Regions from separate parts of the Homo sapiens genome. Here region 1 is linked to region 2. The links are chromatin loops, found by intact Hi-C in ENCODE. Cell type or tissue: Calu3. All regions are shown on one strand. Links, peaks and the distances in the headings refer to the core of each region. The heading gives the core; the rest is flanking DNA.

Region 1 (9,284 bases), core at 1,285-9,284, 77 kb after region 2:
ATCTAGAAAACCCCATTGTCTCAGCCCAAAATCTCCTTAAGCTGATAAGCAAATTCAGCAAAGTCTCAGGATACAAAATCAATGTACAAAAATCACAAGCATTCTTATACACCAATAACAAACAAACAGAGAGCCAAATCATGAGTGAACTCCCATTCACAATTGCTTCAAAGAGAATAAAATACCTAGGAATCCAACTTACAAGGGACATGAAGGACCTCTTCAAGGAGAACTACAAACCACTGCTCAATGAAATAAAAGAGGATACAAACAAATGGAAGAACATTCCATGCTCATGGGTAGGAAGAATCAATATCATGAAAATGGCCATACTGCCCAAGGTAATTTATAGATTCAATGCCATCCCCATCAAGCTACCAATGACTTTCTTCACAGAATTGGAAAAAACTACTTGAAAGTTCATATGGAACCAAAAAAGAGCCCGCATCACCAAGTCAATCCTAAGCCAAAAGAACCAAGCTGGAGGCATCACGCTACCTGACTTCAAACTATACTACAAGGCTACAGTAACCAAAACAGCATGGTACTGGTACCAAAACAGAGATATAGATCAATGGAACAGAACAGAGCCCTCAGAAATAATGCCGCATATCTACAGCTATCTGATCTTTGACAAACCTGAGAAAAACAAGCAATGGGGAAAGGATTCCCTATTTAATAAATGGTGCTGGGAAAACTGGCTAGCCATATGTAGAAAGCTGAAACTGGATCCCTTCCTTACACCTTATACAAAAATTAATTCAAGATGAATTAAAGACTTAAACGTTAGACCTAAAACCATAAAAACCCTAGAAGAAAACCGAGGCATTACCATTCAGGACATAGGCATGGGCAAGGACTTCATGTCTAAAACACCAAAAGCAATGGCAACAGAAGCCAAAATTGACAAATGGGATCTCATTAAACTAAAGACCTTCTGCACAGCAAAAGAAACTACCATCAGAGTGAACAGGCAACTACAGAATGGGAGAAAATTTTCGCAACCTACTCATCTGACAAAGGGCTAATATCCAGAATCTACACTGAACTCAAACAAATTTACAAGAAAAAAACAAAAACCCCATCAAAAAGTGGATGAAGGACATGAACAGACACTTCTCAAAAGAAGACATTTATGCAACCAAAAAACACATGAAACAATGCTCACCATCACTGGCCATCAGAGAAATGCAAATCAAAACCACAATGAGATACCATCTCACACCAGTTAGAATGGCAATCATTAAAAAGTCAGGAAACAACAGGTGCTGGAGAGGATGTGGAGAAATAGGAACACTTTTACACTGTTGGTGGGACTGTAAACTAGTTCAACCAGTGTGGAAGTCAGTGTGGCGATTCCTCAGGGATCTAGAACTGGAAATACCATTTGACCCAGCCATCCGATTACTGGGTATATACCCAAAGGACAATAAGTCATGCTGCTATAAAGACACATGCACACGAATGTTTATTGCAGCACTATTCACAATAGCAAAGACTTGGAACCAACCCAAATGTCCAACAATGATAGACTGGATTAAGAAAATGTGGCACATATACACCATGGAATACTTTGCAGCCATAAAAAGTGATGAGTTCATGTCCTTTGTAGGGACATGGATGAAATTGGAAATCATCATTCTCAGTAAACTATCGCAAGGACAAAAAACCAAACACCGCATGTTCTCACTCATAGGTGGGAATTGAACAAGGAGAACACATGGACACAGGAAGGGGAACATCACACTCTGGGGACTGTTGTGGGCTGGGGGGAGGGGGGAGGGATAGCATTAGGAGATATACCTAATGCTAAATGACAAGTTAATGGGTGCAGCACACCAGCATGGCACATGTATACATATGTAACTAACCTGCACATTGTGCACATGTACCCTAAAACTTAAAATATAATAATAATAAAATAAAAGAAAAAAAAAAAGAAGTGAACTTAAAATACCCAGCAACAATAGCCTATGAGCTAGAAGGTGGTTAAACGTAAAAGTTCCAAAATCCTTGTTTTTTGAGTAGGAATATAAAGGTAAATGTTGATACATTGGATTTGTTGAAACATCGATTGTTATTTTTCATCATTTCCGAAAGATTTTTGCCATTGTCACTTCAAATGTTGTCTCTGACCCTTTCCTCTCTCTTCTGCTTGTGACAATCCAATTAGACATCTATTAGAGCTTACACCTGTATCCTCTACGCCTTTCGACTTCTTTCTCCAAATTTCTACCTCTTTATCTCTCTTATAAGAATTCCAGAAGTTCTTTGGTTCTATTTTCTAGTTTTCTAATTTTATTTTCAACTGTGTCTAATTTGTTATAAAATTTATCCACTGAAATTTGTTAATTAAATAATTATGTTTTTACTTCTCAGAGTATTGTTTGATTTGTTTGCAAATATGCTTAGGCTTTAACCATATTTTAAACTTCTTTGCCTCACATTTATCAGTTTTACTCCTCAGTTACTGATAAGCAACTTATAATATGTACTCTCTTTCCTCTTTAAATGTCCAGCTATGCTAAAGCGCACAGACATACAAACCGGTTAATCGAAATCTGAAGACAGACTTATTAGCAAGATAGTATACAGTGGGGAGTTGAAAACATTTCCAACATTCTGTGGAGGACACTACTGTTTGTAACCTATTTCTGGAAAGGAGTTCTGTTTTCTAAAAATAAAAGTTTGTAATTTTCCATAAACAAAATGCTAAGGGGAAGCATTTATGTTTTCTAAATCAAAGTATAATTTTAAATATAAACAAAGAGAATCCCAATAAGCTAAAACTAAAAAAAAGACAAACACTTGATTACTTTGACAACAAATTATATTTTAAATGTTTCATATTTACTTTTATATTTCCATACAATCAGAAACAGTAAAAAAAATTTGGAGAGCACATAAAAACATCTTAAAGTTAAAAATATAAAGCCTTGTATTTAAAAATGCAGTCATTTAAATAATATTATAAGAATCTATTTGTACATAATAAACAAGTTTCAACCAGCAAGAAATTACTAATATTGACTGTGGAGTTTTGGCTGTTTTAATAGTTCTAACTCATTATTCCGTAATTCAACACAGCACTACCAACACAGCTGGCAATGACAAGACTGGGAGTATCAAACTAGGATTGTTAGTTCAATTAAAATTTCAGATAAACAATAATGTACTTATACTAAAAAATTATTTGTTGTTTATCTGAAATGAAAATTTAACTGGGTACCCAATTGTTTGTTTGTTTAATCTAAAAACCCTGATTGAAATTTATCTAATAAAACATCATTTAATATCTAAAATAAAATAAATTTACTATAACATCTTTATAACTATTCAATCAATGATTCATCTTCTATTTTTCCAAATTCTTGCACAAATATTTGATGCTTAAATAAATACATAAATAATAAATAGGTTAATAAGTTACACTTGAAAATAATTTATGTTATGATGAAAAAACTTAAAGTGCTTCCACATGTCCTCACAACATCACTGTGAGGTAAGATGGTGGCTAATACTTTTTCCACTTAGAAATAAAGGAGAAACCAAGGCACAGTGGAACAAGGACTTGTGGATCCTGGCTAGCAGACTAGGGTTGCCAGATTTAACAGAAAAAAATCCAGGATTTCCAGCTAAATTTGACTTTATGGCAAAATTTATTGTCCCATCATTTTTATGTGATGCTTCAAATATCACATTCTAGCAAACCCATTCAATTCCTGAAATTAAAGTTCGGATATTCTCTTGGCCCTTGGCCTCAATTTTGCTATTTGTATATTCTCCCGTGCAATATCTAGGAAAATCCTTATATTTAAAAATTATTTGTTGTTTTTTGTAGATTCAAATAAATAATACTTTACATATAAGTATGTTCTGGATATTTCATGGTACAATGAAAAACTATTCATTGTTTACTGAAATTCAAATTTAACCAGGAATCTTGTATTGCATCTGGCAACCCTACAACAGACCCACACAATACATGAAGTGTTGAAGTAGATTTGCTTGAAGTTTCACTGGCATCTTCACTGATTCTTGGATACCACAGAGAATGAATTTTTTTATGAATTCTCAGCCCTAAAATAAAATTAAAAATATAAAGATGAGCTATGTTTAATAAGAAGGAAAGTAGGGTTCTTGAAAAGTCAATATAGTCTTTGACATTCATGTGTTAGAAATGCTCTATATTCTCAACTATAAATAGGGAGATCAAAGAAATTATCATCTAAAATAGGACACTACTGGGAGTGACAAAGAACTTTACTAAGAGTATAGGACACAAGCTTAAACCCAGAATTTCCTGGGCAAACTATGTATGGTCTTTCTGGTCATGAGTACAACAAACTCACTATTGATGCTATTCCTTTTTTTTTTAACCAAAAAGGCAGATACCTAATGACGATTTTTAGCAACAGAAAGAAATTTATAGGCTGACTTTGGATTATATGTCTCAGGATAAATGAAAAATTTAAATTAAAAAATATATAACTTACCTCTTCAAAAACTTCTCCACAACCCTCTGCACCCAGTTTTCCTTGGGGTCCAGACAGAGCTCTCTTCCATCAGAAAGCTTTACACTGAAATAAGAAAGAAATGGTTCAGATTAATATTTAGTTTTTGCATTCAAATCATGATTCCTTAAGTCAGGCATAAAGTCTAAGTCCAAAATAACATTTATAGTAGTTGTGGAAGCTACCATATTTAAATGTCATGTAGACAAATATTTTTATTTTGTTTTGTTTCATTTACTACTGTAATCCTAACACCTGGAACTTTCCTAAATATTTCCACCTTCCTTAATTTTAAGTTTGCTAAAACAAAATATCTAATCTTTTTTAAAGTACTTACATAATTTCTGTGTTGGCGCAGTGTGGTCCACTCTCAATCACTCTCAGTTCTTTGATAAATTTGGGGTGGAAAGGTTTGGAGTATGTCTTTATGCACTGACATCTAAGTTCTTTAGCACTCCTTGGCAAAACTGCACCTGTTGGGGGAAAAAGTGATTAAGGATTGATTTTATCAACAGGCACAGCTCTGCCAGCTACTTCCTTTCTAATTCCAATATGATTATTTGGAGACTATGGAAGGCATCATGTTTCTAGTGAACTCATTCCTGAATATTCTCCTAGCCCTTGACCTCAGTTAGTTCTTTGTTTTAAAAAACAGTCATAACTGACAACATTGAACGACTTCCTATATAAAGAGTTAGAGTTCTTTTTGTACAATATCAACATCTTCATGGTATTTTTATCTGGTCAATATTGCATAATCCTCTGTGATACCACAGTGTTATTTATAGTAGGCAAGCTAAGACTCTCCAGCATAGAAATTGCCTTCAGAAAGAATTAACAGAAATATATAAATAAGTTATACATGCCTGGTCTATAATCAGGGTATCTTTAAACCAGACAGGAATTAATGACAAATCTGAGGCTTGTCAATGAAATACTACAAGGAGTGGAATTGTCTGAGTTACCTTGCTCAACTCAATATTAATACATAATATAGGTAACCGTGGTTCTCAATAGGACATACTATAAATTACTTATTTACGTTAAATATATGCATGCTACATGGTATAAATTATAAAAGCAGAATATCTATATTGATCAAACTTTATACTTTCCTAAGTGTTATATATAGTTTTTTCTAAATCTTCAATTTAACATTAATTGACTGCTAAGATTATATTCTGTTTCTGAATAAAAAGGATGTTTGTTACCAAAGCATCAAGAATAGCTTTGCTATCTAAGGATCACATTTAGACATAGGAAAACGCTGTAGGTCAGAAAGATGTGCTTACCTTCACACAGAGCTGCAGAAATCAGGAAGGCTGCCAAGAGAGCCACGGCCAGCTTGGAAGTCATGTTTACACACAGTGAGATGGTTCCTTCCGGTGGTTTCTTCCTGGCTCTTGTCCTAGAAGCTTGTGTGCTCTGCTGTCTCTGAAAGTTTGTGCCTTATGGAGTGCTCCGGTGGCTTTTTATATCATCACCCTACTAGAGAACTTATGCACCCTCATCTTTTCATTATGTCAGAGGAAATTCCACGATTTGCAACTGATGGCCCATCCCCTCAGGGCAAACCTGAGTCATCACACTTCCTATTTGTTCCTTATCAAATACGGAGTATGACGAAAGTTTTCTTTGATCTTTAAAATAATTTAATTTTAATATACATTTAAAATACTGAAGCTCCACAATTTGGTGAATTATCAATTGTATGCTTTTTTATTTCTAGATAACTTTATCATAGTACCATGTGACAGATATAGTACTAGAGTGGCAGGTGTTAGAACAAGATCATGGATGATTTTCTTTTAATGGCATAATTATTTTTTTTCAGTTAATTACAGATGCTATCATGATGGTGAAGATAAGCCAGCCAATCATTTTATTGGGGAGGTAATTTAAAATAAATCTTTTTCTAAGCATTTTAGAGAGTTTCTAGGAACTGTTACTGCTCTTAGGGGGCATACTACAACTTTTCAAAAGATTTAGTTTTCTAATGCATGTTAACAGAGTGAAGGGGCACATGTGCTTCACATAGAAATCAGTTCCACAAACATTTATGGAGTAACTTTCTGAGTAATGTGGGGGATCTAGAAATAGATAAGACTAGGTACTTGTCCTTAAAGAGTTTGGTCTATCAGAAGAAGAAAGCAATGTAAGGACTGACTATATAGCAGAATAGACAAGTGGTACTAAGACATTAATTCCAGTGGAGGCATAAGAGCAGAATCTTCCAAAGGCAGTTGGAGCAAGGCATTGAGGAATAGGAGGGCTTCAATAGAGGAAGATGAAAGAGAACAGCACATTCCAGATAGGAACAGTATTCAAGGCCACTCAAGTTGTAAAGTTAAGGTATGTTTATGCTCCAGAAAGTGGTGCACTGGAGCTGCTTGGTTGGGGTGGGAGGGAGGTGTTATCTAATGGAAAGTTGTATGCTTAGTGGAAAGAGCATCTGGGTTCCAACTCTGGTTCAGCCACTGTTGCTTCATGCTCTTTATCCAAGGACACCAAGTCTGACCTCTGAGGACCCATGATCACTAGCAAAAGGGATGGAGTGAGAAATTTCAACAAATCATAAAAAGGTGGCTTTATGTCCTAGTGTCCTGAAGAAAAGAATCCAAGACCTTTCTTGAAAGGTCTTGGATTCTGTAGATAAAGAGCACCAAGGAAGGGTTCTTATGATAGTAAAAGTCTGTTCGCTTCTGGGCAAGTACATAATTTATAAATAATTCACCTTGGTGTAACAGTTCTTCATTTTCAGAAAGTACGACAGAGCAGTGAATTTGCCCACACTGTGAACACACTGTGGAGGGGGAATGCCATTTTCAAATGCTTTCCAAAAAGGTTTGTCTGTTTCTGCACAATCATGTTTCTTTTTGTTATCTTTCTCCAACCAACCTAAGACTTGAGGATAAAATAATGCCTGGGTTACACTGAATTCTATAGCAAAGTAAATGTTTATTCTATATAATGTAGCTCCTATAGTTTTCAACTGTAGTATTTCAGAAACTTCATTATTCATTTAATATGTGTTGTTTATCTGCTAATGTCCCTTATTGTAGGAGATGTGAATGCTATGTAAATAGATATAGTACCTGACTTAAAGGACTTTGTTGTCTAGTGCAGAATATGGAAAATTAGTTACACAAGTAAGTAAAATACAGTGATGAGTGTTACAATAACAGGTAATTACAGGAAGTTCTGGAATCAAACAAACATGATCTTTGAGGCAGTTTTGATGAATGAAGGTTTTCTGAAGAAACAACATCAAAAGTGTTACCTTTATTGTTAATGAGGAGAAGAAAGACCAATGGGACTGCTTTGCTAGTACAGGACAGGAAGTACAGGACAATGAAATGTAGGCGAACATGGCCCATTTGGGTTTCTCAAACTATTTAGCATACGGAACACAGTGCATGGAGTGACAAGAAGAGAAAGCTTGGGCCGGATAGGTAAAAAAGACCTATATCTTAAAGAAAACTCCAAGTTTCTTTGCTTCAGTGATGTTGGCATGTTTAGCAAAGACACATTCTCATATGGACACAACCTGGCTTGACTGATTCAGTTCACTATCATTAAGACTCACTCATACAGCATCACTAAGACATTCAGAGTTCTGAGGATGTGCAAAGACTTCTTTGCTTTTCCCTAACGGTTGCCTTTGTATTTATGGTGAGCCCAACTTACATAGACACCTCGTTTTCCTCCTTATTTTCATGTCACTATATCTCCCTCTCATTCTCTTCTCATGGGCCCAACTTTATCCTGATATCATCCTTAAAGTTTGAGCTAATGAGGTCTACTTAACCTTGATGCTCACATTTTTTTTTAAGAATGAAGCCTTTCCAAGGCAAAAAGACCTCTTTTGCAAATGTTGTTCATCTCTCACAATGTAACCTTCAGTGCATTATGTCCTAGAACCCTCTCCATCAGAAGTGGGAATGGACAAAGATGAAGTGACTACAAGAGCATTGATTCTATCTTGTCTCACTTCTGTAAAGATAACCATTTGAGTCCTTGCATAATGAGTAGAAGGACTAAATGGGCTTAGGCGGAAAAAAAAAAGCAGGACTAAGTATCCTTTTTAAGGATATTCTGCTTTAAAATAGAGCAAAGTGGGGTACAAAGTTTAACTAAAGTGCCACGCTACACATAAATACAAATGTTTTGTCATCTTCTAGAGATGAATGCAAAGTGAGTTCATGAGACTTAACTGTTTATTTACGTCCCATTCGGCTCCTGAGCCATAAGAATCATTTGATGAGCAGAGACTAGCACCTAGATATCCTCATTAGACGTTGACGAAGTCTATCACCCAAGAAAAGGAAGAGTTCAAGAAAGAACAAAGACGGCCGGGCGCGGTGGCTCAAGCCTGTAATCCCAGCACTTTGGGAGTCCGAGGCGGGCGGATCACGAGTTCAGGAGATCCAAACCATCTTAGCTAACACGGTGAAACCCCGTCTCTACTGAAAATATAAAAAATTAGCCGGGAGCGGTGGCGGGCGCCTGTAGTCCCAGCTACTCAGGAGGCTGAGGCAGGAGAATGGCGTGAACCCAGGAGGCGGAGCTTGCAGTGAGCCGAGATAGCGCCACTGCACTCCAGCCTGGGTGAAAGAGCGAGACTCCCGTCTAAAAAAGAAAGAACAAAGACAAAGATGGCCTCTACTTTTCCCATATTAGTACATAACTCTTCCATCAAACTCCATGAAACTGGGTGTTTCTTGCCTATGCAAAATCATCTAAATCCCCTCCCACCCACGCCATAGGAAT
Region 2 (11,144 bases), core at 1,199-9,198:
TAGCAGTGTGGAAATGGATTAATATATGTGTCAAGAAAATTTTTAAGAAGTCATACAAGCATCCAGATCACAGCACCTCATGTTTCCCAATTTCTTTCTGCTGATTCAATGCCACATAAAGTCTTTTATTTTGTCTTAGTCAGCTCTTCTGTTCCCTTCAGCACAAATTTGAACCTTCCCTGGTTTAGTCTTTTCAATTCCTCTCTCTCTCTATCTCTCTCTCTCCCTCCCTCCCTCCCTCCCCTTTCTCCCTCTTCTTCTCCCTCTCTATGTCACTCTTTATCATTGTCTGGTAGAAACTTTCTCAATTAATTTCTCCCTGCCTTGCAGAATGACTCTTCATTTGCACCTAGCTTTCTCTATTTTCATTTTATTCATTCAAATACCCAATTTCTATTTACGGAGAATCTTCATTGTGTTAGTGCTCAAGATACATGATGAACAGAGCAGTACAGGACCTTGTCCTCATGGGACTCTCCTCATTTGCTAGTGGGAGAAGTAAAAATAAAACAGTCAAAGAAACAATATAGAGACTATGGTAGATCTATGAGTCAGAGTAACATCACCACTTGATCAAAAAGATCATGGGCTGGGAATGCTTAGCTTAGAACAATGGTCACTAAGAAGGTGAAATTTTAAGCTGACACCAGAAGAATAGAAATGATACACACCTGCAAAGAGCATAGAAATGAGGGTTCCAGGCAGAACACACGGCAGGACAAAAGTCAGAAGCAGGACGAGTTTGCTATGTTTTCATAACTAAGAGTAGCAGCTGATGGCTGGAACTTAGAAAGGGGGAAAATGACATGAGTGAGATCACAGAGGTCATCAGGGACATGGTCATGCAGAAATTTCTAGGCCAAGATGCAGAGTTTATAACTTATTTTATTTGCAGTAGAAAGCAATTCAAGGATGTTATGTTACAAGAAGGTATGATCTGTTTTTTTTTTTGTTTTTGTTTTTGTTTTTTTTTAATCTGACTTCTGTGTGGAAATGTCGTAGTGTCAACTTTGGATTAAGAAACTCAAGTTAGGCTGGGCATGGTGGCTCACGCCTGTAATCCCAGCACTTGAGGAGGCCGAGGTGGGCTGATCACCTGACGTCAGGAGTTCAAGACCAGCCTGGCCAACATGGCGAAACTCCGTCTCTACTAAAAATATAAAAATTAGCCGGGCATGGTGATGTGTGCCTGTAATCCCAGCTACTCAAGAGGCTGAGACGGGAGAATCACTTGAACCCAGGAGGCGGAGGTTACAGTGAGCTGAGATAGCACCACTGCACTCCAACCTGGGTGACAGAGCAAGATTCCATCTCAAGAAAGAAAAAAGAAAAAGAAAGAAAAAGAAACTCAAGTTAGAGGGCAACTCCAACAATCTTGGTGAAAGCTAAGCAAACTATCAGGATGGTCTAAGTCTGGTCTGCCACATGTCTGTAAATAAAGCTTTAGCAAAACACGGCTGCAATGATTTGCACACATTTTACATATGGCTACTTTCACACTGTAATGACGGTGTTGAATAATTGTGAAAGAAACTGTATATCCTGCAAAACAACAACAAAATTACTTTCTGGTCCTTTACGGAAAGTTTGGCAACCCTTGTTCTGGATGAAAAATTATGACGGATTGGGCTAGGATGATATCTATTGAGACATAGAGATGATGAAAGAGTCTCTATATATTTCACAGTTACAACCTCCAGGACATTCTGAAGAGTTTGGATACTGGCAATGGAAGATTCAAGAATGTTTCCTTGTTGTTTGATGGAAACAACTCTGTATGGGGATGCCATTGATTGAGATATGAAAGAATGGGGAAATACATGTTTACACAGCAGTGGAATAAAAAAAAAATCCTCTTTTAGACGTTTAAAATTGTAAATTCCTGTGAAATATCCAAGTGAAAATATCATGGAACAAGTTGTTTATGATTCTGGAACTCAGGGAAGAAGTTTGTGCTGAAGCTATGTGTGTGAGAGACATCACATAAGGAATGACTTGTGGAATCCACCTAGAGAGAGAGCTCACATCATGGTCTCAAATGGTGCATTGAGGACCCCAATATTTAGTGATCATCAGTCTCACTGTTTTTCCTCATGTTCAATTCATTTTCTTCTTCCTGCATTACCCAACTCATTTTTCATCTTCTACAGCACCTGGCTCAATCCTTCATATCAATTTTCCCACAATCTTATAACAGCCCTGCAAAATAAATGTTATTATTTGTGTATACATATAAGGAAAAAAAGGTCCCAGAGAGATTAATCAACTTGTTATAGACACTGTAAATGGTAGTTTCTGGTTACAAGGCCCATAATCTTTTTGCTCTGTAACTTTGCTTCCCAAAGAAACTGCTGATTATCAGTGGGATGTCAGGAATAACTTTTGGTTACTTTGCTGCTCACTCCCTCCTGAGGAGCACCTTGTGCATAAAAGCCTCACAGAACTGGCTTTCTCCAGGGAGATATTGAAAGAGACTTCATGCAGATTCTTTTACCCTAACAGCTTGCTAAAGACAATGATACAATCAGTTACAAATAACAAATGACAATTTAAACAGAAAAGAAGTATATTTTAAAAAGACACTCAGAAGCTCACATAAATTTTAGGAGGGCCAGAGAGCAAGTCTCAGAGGATGCACATCGAGAACGATGCCCAAATTCATGTAGCAGAACCAGACTGGTGAAGGTAAAGTAAGCTTTTCCCACAGGTCAGAGACACCATGGCTTGCATCGCTGACACTCAACATGCAACACTGGGCAGTGGATGCTTTTATTATAGCTGCTGCTGCAGCTACTGCTAAAACAAGTTATAGCTGCTGTCACTGCCACTACCTGCTGCTACAGTTACCCATCTAGGTGGGTCTCACCATAAACCACCTTCTTCATTTTGTGTTGAAACCTATCAGGGACTTCTGATACATCTCCTGAGACACTTATTATTTAAAGGCATGAGAAACTGCACTGAGCAAAGGTGGGGTTTTCCTATTCCTCTTCATCTATCTGGTGATATCATCCTAACTATAAAACACTAATTTTGTAATAAGCAAACAAATTCATCCTGATTGATATGGAGGTCAAAATTACTGCTTTTATAACTGGCCTTAAATAGACAATTAAGAGTATTATAATCAATAGACATTTACATGCTGTTTTTCAGAATTCTTTTTGAATTGGTGATATATTTGGATAATGGGATCTTGTAATAACTCTCTTGCCCACTCTTTACCAATAGTCCTATTATGCAACAGATGTCCTAATGTCACTAATCTCTAATAAAGCAATCCCCAAGACTTATTCTAACACTTCCATGAATCACTGATTAATTTAATAATTTGTCTTGTGAATAGCCAACATTCACTTTATGTAGAGAAAGTACCATAATCCTATCCATGAATGACCCTTCAATATACCCTGCTAATACATATGCAATGAAACTTTCCTCAATTAACAGCTATTTGTATTCAACTCATGAGGTCTTCTAAGAGGATATGCAAGACGAAAAGAGATTATTATTTTATTTTTGTCCCCACCTCTACGTTCTGGTAGCCAAGTTGATTAATTTTTCCTAGCTTACTCTTAGAATAATGTGCCAAGACCTTGGACTAGACCTGTCACTGCTATTGCTGCTGTAGTTCATGTTGGGTCTCTATGAAATAGAAGACCCATATCCATCTGTTTCTTTAATGTAACAATTTCTGCAAAGAATTTCAATCTCTTCATAATATACCCTCAGTTGAAAGGCACTAGAACTCAAATCATAAAGGTTTATTTCTGTTAATTAATCTATTAATGCATTTGTTACAAAGACATTATTGATCTCTGACTGTATGAGGAACAAGGCTGTTGTCTCATAACATTAAGTGACAGGAGAGACAGGCAATAATCAGAAAAGATCTTCAAAATTGTCCTTCCTTCTATCTTCAGTTGATTTCCTAATAAAGGCTTGTCTGTTAAAAAATAAACTTTGGTACTTCTGAGTCTGGTTTGTCATTAAGAGACTAAAGTCCTCTACCATTTGTGTTCCTATGTTTCTTCTCCAGTTCATAGAGGCCATTTTTCTCTTTATTCTCATTTAAAATTTTTTAATTTTTTAATTATTATGGGCCCATAATAGGTGTAAAGATTTATAGGGTACCTGTGATGTTTTGACACAGGCATACAATGTGTAATAATCACATCAGGATAATCAATCTATTCATCACCTCAAGCATTTTTCATTTCTTTATGTTAGGAACATTCCAATTCTACTCTTTTAATTATTTTTAAAGGTACAATAAATTATTGTTGCTTATAGTCACATTTTTGTTATTAAACACTAAATCTTATTCATTTTATCTAGCTATATATTTTTACCCATAAACTACACAATTTCCCCCAACCCCCACTACCCTTCCCACCTTCTAGTAACCATCATTCAACTATCTATCACCATGAGTTCAATCGTTTTAATTTTTAGCTCCAAAATATAAATGAGAACATGCAAAATTTACCTTTCTGTGTCTGGTTTATTTCAGTTAACATAATGTACTCCAGTTCCATCTATGTTGCTGCAAATGGCAGGATTTCATTTTAGAGGCCATTTTCTTAGTTCCAAATGGTGGTTCCTTTGGTGAGTAACTAAATTGTTTCATGGTGGTAACAGAGACCTAAGTATGTCACTGGGATGTTTGTTTTATATGGGGTAAGGATATGTAGACTCTACTTAGGAAAAGAACTCTGGCTACACAAAACCCTCAAAGCTTTTAATGTGGGAGCCATGACCTCACCATGGTATTACAGCCACATCAATGCCTATAGACAAGGCATGAGCTGAGGTCCCAGGGCTGACTTTGTGGTGTTCTCTTCTCCTTAAGCCTTGAATACAGTTTCCCTTTTTTTCATTGACAAAATTCCAACTGCTACCACCAAAAATTAGGGTGATGGGGTGATCTCTTAGCACTCACATAGTCCTTCATAGAAACATTTGATTGCAGCTATCATCTGTTCTCACGTTTTCTAAATGAACCTCATCTGCCAGAATCTGCTCTATTATTCCTCTCTCCACTGTCCTCAGAAATAGCATTTTCAGAGTCAACACATAAGTTTTTATTTCCCCCTGTATTTACATGGATATTTAAGAATTTAACATATGCATCCCTTTTCCTATTCATTTCCTTTCCCTTCTCTTTCCTTTTCTGCTCTTTTCTACATTAAAATGGCCATTCAATAGACTTTAATAGTAAGATCACAGTTCTAAGGTATTAAGAGTCTTTGATCATTGAACAACCTCCTGAGCAAGAATGTATCAACAGATGTTTATCAATCTCCTTTCCTTTCAACTGATCATTTCTGCTCCACTTCTCTAGAATCTTCCCAGAAAGATGTAGTCATTGAACAACAGCTGGTTTTTGACGCATCAGGCATTTTATACACATTGAGATCTATCCAATCACCAGTCCTACAGGTACAGCCTGACCTTCAGAGAAGTCTTCCTTGGAAGCTAAGAAAAGCCTGAGACTTCTTGCTAGAGAAAAATTCCTCTTTTTGGTTTGTCTTTAAAATTGGTTGTGATAGGTGCTGACTTATCTATTAGTTCTCAGGTATCTTCTTCCCCTGTCACCTTGGACAGTTCCCACAACCTTCTAGGCCTTACTCTCTTTCAAGTGTTATGTACTCATCTGAGTGCTCTGTGCAGGAAGAAAGGTGTTTTAACAGCTGCCCCATCATCTCTATGTGTTATTGTGAAGACCAGCTGATATAGGAGGGGTCAATATAAATCCTTTAGTCTTTGTAGTTTGTAGAACCCCTTAGCTCACAGTTTGGCGGCAATGGGAGAAGTGCCCCTCCTGATTCTATCCAGAAATAGTGATGTCTGAAATGGATAAATGTTTGACTCTTCTTGTCTCCTCAATGTCTTAAAAATCAGTATCATATGACCTGGAGATCACAATGTTTAAAACACTAAACATAGCACCATTTCCCCAGGCTATACGAAGTTAGGTGGACATTTGGTATGTGAGATGTTATTAAGTTAAAAAGTTAGTTATTTCCTAGAAATGACACATGAATTTATATTCTCTCACCCCTAAACAATTTTTAAGTGCTTTAATTTCCTGGTGGTTGAAACCAAGTTTCCCCAGTTATGTCTGACTCATCAGAACACACAGCTGCACTGCCTGGAGATCACCCAGTAATGTGTTTCATGTTTGCCTCCGTCCCACCCTTTCATCACCATTCCTTGCCTCAGTGTCTAGGTCAACACTGCCTTGTGTTTAATATTAAATAGCACCAGAGACTCGTACTCCTCATTTATTCTTCATTCATTTCATTTTTTTCTCCTCTTTTTATCACCAAAAGACCTACCAGGGGAGTGGATCCACTCAGCTGCAAGTCAGGGGCTGGACCTCATCCTGCTACAGGCCTAGCTGATTGCTTGATGTTTGTATTAGTCCGTTTTCATGCTGCTGATAAGGACGTACCCGAGACTGGGCAATTTGCAAAAGAAAGAGGTTTAATTAGACTCACAGTTTCACATGGCTGGGGAGGCCTCACAATCATGGCGGAAGGCAAAGTGGAGCAAGTCATGTCTTATGTGGATGGTGGCAGGCAAAGAGAGCTTGTGCAGAACAACTCCCATTTTTAAAACCATCAGGTCTCATGAGACCCATTCACTATCATGAGAACAGCACAGGAAAGACCCACCCCCATAATTCAATCACCTTCCACTGGGTCCCTCCTACAACACGTGGGAACTATGGGAGCTACAAGATGAGATTTGAGAGCCAAACCATGTTAATGGTATAAGCAACCAGCTAGGGCTGTAGCAGAAAACTGTCTGGTCCCAGACTTTTGTGTACACCACAGTTGCCCACCATAACAGGAAGTTGGGTTAGGGCTTTTTCTCTGTGATGGACAAAGCGTAGAGGAGGTCTTTCTAATATATTCACTCTACCCATTTTTTTTTTCTCTTTCTGAGCAGATACTTTTCCCTAGAGTCTGGTAGCAGGTGTGATTTAAAACTTGAATTTTACAAAGAAATGTTTGCTTCATGTTCAACCATGACATTTTTGCTTCAGTGTCTGATTTAAAGATTAATTTGTTACTGGTCAACTTATCCAAAATTGAGGCTTACAAAAATCCCCTGATACGTAATGACGGAAGCAAGGATGGGCTGCATGTTGATTTAGCAGTATGAGATATCAGAGTGCCAAATCAGAGATCTCTAGTGAAAACAATATTAATGCCAAACCACATTTTCGTGACTGGATCAATAATTTCTAAGAGAGGTTTCACCAACCTGGTGCTTTAAGCATGTTGATACCTGTGACATAAATTTTGATGTTTAACATCTTGGTAAATATTAAAATTGTAAATTGGCTCCCAATTTATTTAAACATGCTTATAGGTCATAGAAACTCTAAATAATATGATTGGATGAGAGCTAATATTTAGGAGATTTACTAATCTATGTATATATATTGGGGAGGTGAGGAAAAATATAAATAACAAAATATATTAAAATATTTTCTAACACAGTTTTTGATCTCTTCACTCTAAATATTGTGATTGGGTGTAAAAATATAATTGTATATGTACAAAATGCTATAATTCACCTATTGTGTCTCCAAATGCTTGGATTATAAAGAGACAGATTTCTCACTTGTGCTTTTCTTCATCATTTAATGGCCATGTCGACTAAAGTGGGAATTGATTACCTCTGGCAATTATTGCTGATGTTGAATATAGTTGTTCTGAACCATCCTTATGCTGCTGGAACACACAATACTGGATGATGGCTTTAAAAGGTAACAGGATGTGGTGTAACATGACACAGTAAATCCCCTGCTGAATCAGGCTTTTTGTTTTTCTCAACTGTCTTCCTCTTTTTATCTGGTACTTGATCCTCTATTCACAAAATATAAAGGTATAACTAGGTCAACACTAGAAAGATTGTGACTGTTGGTATTCTACTTACCTCTTATTGTAAATAAGTGAGGGAGGTGAAGTTCAAAACTGCCATCTGACAGCAGTGCCAATACAGTTTACCACGGCCCGCTATTCTTCCTTGCTTCTCCTAAGGTCCACTTCACATATGTACAGCTTTGCCTACCAAGAAGAGGAATGAGGAATTTGTCTTTTTCCAATGGGAAGCAGGCATGTCAGAGATCGCATTGTGCACTTTCCAGGATCATACCACCTACCTCATTCTCTTTGCCTCCCCTGTTTCACCATCTCTACCTGCCATTCATTTATTCATCCCTCAAATATTTATTGAGCTTCTACTAAATACCAAGCAATGCTAAAGGCATTGAGGATATAGCAATAAGCCAAGCCAAGTTTCTCTCTCAAGTAGTAGTCATTTTATTATGGTTACAGTTGACAGGTAAGAAAACAAAGATAGGTGTGCCTGTGTATGTGTACATATTTATTTTATACAGAGTGATTGAAGGACTCCTACAATGATATCAGAGAAAAAATCTGAAATAAGTGAAGGAATAATCATGCAACTCCAGGAAAAAATTATTGTCTTTAAATATTCCGAGGTAAGTAAGTAAGGCTTCAATATTCCAAGGTTAAGAGTTTTGTTGCTATATTGAAGGAGAGTGTGACTGAGCAGTATTAACAAGAAGTAGTCAGGGGTTGTAAGATTGGAAGGTTTTGTCTATAAGAACTTGGGTTTCTTTTAGGTGACCTATAAAGCCATTTGGAGAATTTTTAACAAAAGAGCAAAATAATCTACTTTTCTTTTTAAAACTCTTTTCATATGCTGTGTCAAAAATAGAATAAAGGGAGGCAAAGAATGATAAAGAGAACTTAGTGTGAAGGCGGTTACAATAGTTCAAGTGCAAGATGATGATGCCTCAGTCTAGAAGGAAAGCCATGGAACTGGTGAGAAGTTGCAGGGTTAAAGGTATCTTTGAAAGGTATAGCTGTCAGGACTCACTGGGGAACTGGATGTAAAGCATGCCATAGATGGTGTAGTAAGGATGGCTCTGAGATTAGCCTGAGTAAGTGGAAGCATTAATTTGCCATCATTGAGATAGGAAAACTCAAGGAAAAGAAGATTAGATGGGAAATGGCTGGGTATTTAAGTTTAATTTTGTTCATGTTAAGGTTAAAAATTTTTGTTAGATCATCCAAGTAAATATGTAAACAGATATAGGAATGTGTAATTCAAGAAAGAGTTTTGGGCTTGTATTATATAAATTTGAGAGTCACTATCACATGGATAGAATTTACACGAAAGAATTGGATTATGTCACTTGGGAAATAAGAATAGTAAAAAGGAAGAAAATCATCCTCTTAATAATTTCCTATTCCTCTTGCATATCAGAATCCCTATGGAGCTTTAAAATACATACATATACCAGAGCTCCACCACAGACCCATTGTATCAAAATCTTTGAGATTAGGGCCCAGGAATCAATTTCAATCAGCTTCCTCAGGTGATTACTTGTGTAGAAACTGACATGTATTTGCTAATCAACATTATAAGCCATTCTTTTGTGTTATAATAGGAATTAACTTTTAACGTTGAGAAAACACTTCTTTCCATATCCACTGGCATATACCCAAAACTAGGGTATGGTTTTCCATTTCCTGGATTAACTCAGCAGTTTCCTACCTGTTCTACCCACATCTATCCTTACCCCTATCTTTTGCATAATTGGCTCATATCATCTTCAATGTAATCCATTGTTTTCAAAGGCAACTGTCCTTAACATATCCAGACCCTGCCTGGCTTTAGCCATCCTGTCTCTCCATCCTCATCAGGCATGAGGCTCCTCCTTGTTCTCTGCACTGCCTCCACACACTGGCCTTCCTTCAGTCCCAAGGACACATCTACTTCCTCCTGTTCCCGGGTTTTGCACTTGCTGTATCCTCTACTTTCATGTCTCTTTGTCCATTTTCTGCCTTCTTTCACCTAATTAACCCTTACTCATTTTTTACCTCAACTCAATCATCACTTCCTTAGAGAAGTCTTCTCTCTGACTAAGGCAAATCCTCCCATGGTAATAGATTATGAAATAAATTTAGAAATTTATGACCAGAATTTTTTAAGGAAAAAGAATGGAAGAAAAAATGTCAGAATAGGTTATGCCTAATAAGAATAAGCATTATCTCATAAACTTTTCTTTCCTTGTGGACTAATAGGACAATGTACTCATCTTGTAATATTTTTACAGGTGCACTATTGAGTGTGTGTGTGTATGTGTGTGTGTGATTATTAGCTATTGTCTGACTCTCATTAGACTGGAAGCCCCATGAGGACAAAGGACTGTGTCTGCTTGCTCTTCATTTGATCCATAGTTCCTGATCAAATGGCTGACTCTCATTTAAGCACACAAAGCATAGTTTGTGGAAAGGAGGAAAGAAAGAATACAGTTATAAGAATTAATATTTGGAGCAGGGTACTCCTGTACTATCACATTATATAGCATGACCATAACTAGCTTTGCCAATACAAACTCTGTGAGCTTGTCAATCTCATATTTGAAACAATTAGATTTCTCATGGTGCTTATTTATTTTTAAAAATTTATAAATAAACAATTAAATGACTATTTACAAATTTTAAGTGAAATGCTAGGCTAAGGAAATCTGATATTACTGTAGATGGCATTATTTCATAAGAAGAGCTTCAGAAATCCAAGCCTTCCTGAAGACCACAGTAGAAAGAACACTTTTTTCCCCCAGAAATTTATGAAAATTTTAGAAATAATTTTAGAACTAAAACATTGGCATTCCATCTTTACTTGGGTGTACTTTTTTCTCCCCCTATGAAACTCTTTTACTCATTCTTATAGTTACTCTTTTCAGCCTTTCTGCTCTGTCATTATTTTTCTGTTTCAAGTGTCAGAAAATCTAACCTTAAGTAACATTGTAAGAAAGGAAATTAAATGGCTATTTAACTGATTATTGCAGTTTTAAAATTTGTTTCAAGTGGAGCTGAGAACCCAGGACCCAACCATTGTCAATCACCAAACCCTGTTTTTTTTTTGGCTCACTCTCTTAACACTGGCTCCATTCTCAGGTTCCATATGCCTGCAGGATAGTGGCTGTGATCTCAGTCCCTATATGCTCTTGAGTTCATGCCAGTAATTTACCAACAAAACTCTTCTTTTGTTCCATGAAAGTCCAAATCTGTCCCTGAGTCAGCCATTGT

Evidence for each region. Hi-C counts contacts between places; a loop is a spot of excess contacts. Peaks named below come from ENCODE experiments on the same cell type or tissue, not always from the same donor. Only the 100,000 strongest peaks of a DNase experiment are listed, where the experiment ranks them.
Region 1: it touches region 2 in a loop (2.0-fold over the local background); 2 of 110 quality-filtered maps call a loop at or near these places.

What each region holds. Positions count from the first base shown.
Region 1 is chr4:73,737,245-73,746,528 of GRCh38, reverse strand. It overlaps CXCL8 (C-X-C motif chemokine ligand 8), which reads right to left and starts at 5,960. Exons shown (of 4, transcript NM_000584.4): 1 at 5,807-5,960; 2 at 4,852-4,987; 3 at 4,497-4,580; 4 at 2,813-4,080. The coding sequence starts at 5,870. The coding sequence ends at 4,065. RefSeq lists a silencer at 7,203-7,497. In Calu3, for the core only: no CTCF peak of the experiment used is centred there; a DNase peak (open chromatin) is centred at 5,908.
Region 2 is chr4:73,812,005-73,823,148 of GRCh38, reverse strand. No RefSeq gene overlaps it. Among named protein-coding and RNA genes, the nearest start is that of CXCL6, 19 kb to the left of the region's middle. In Calu3, for the core only: no CTCF peak of the experiment used is centred there; a DNase peak (open chromatin) is centred at 6,168.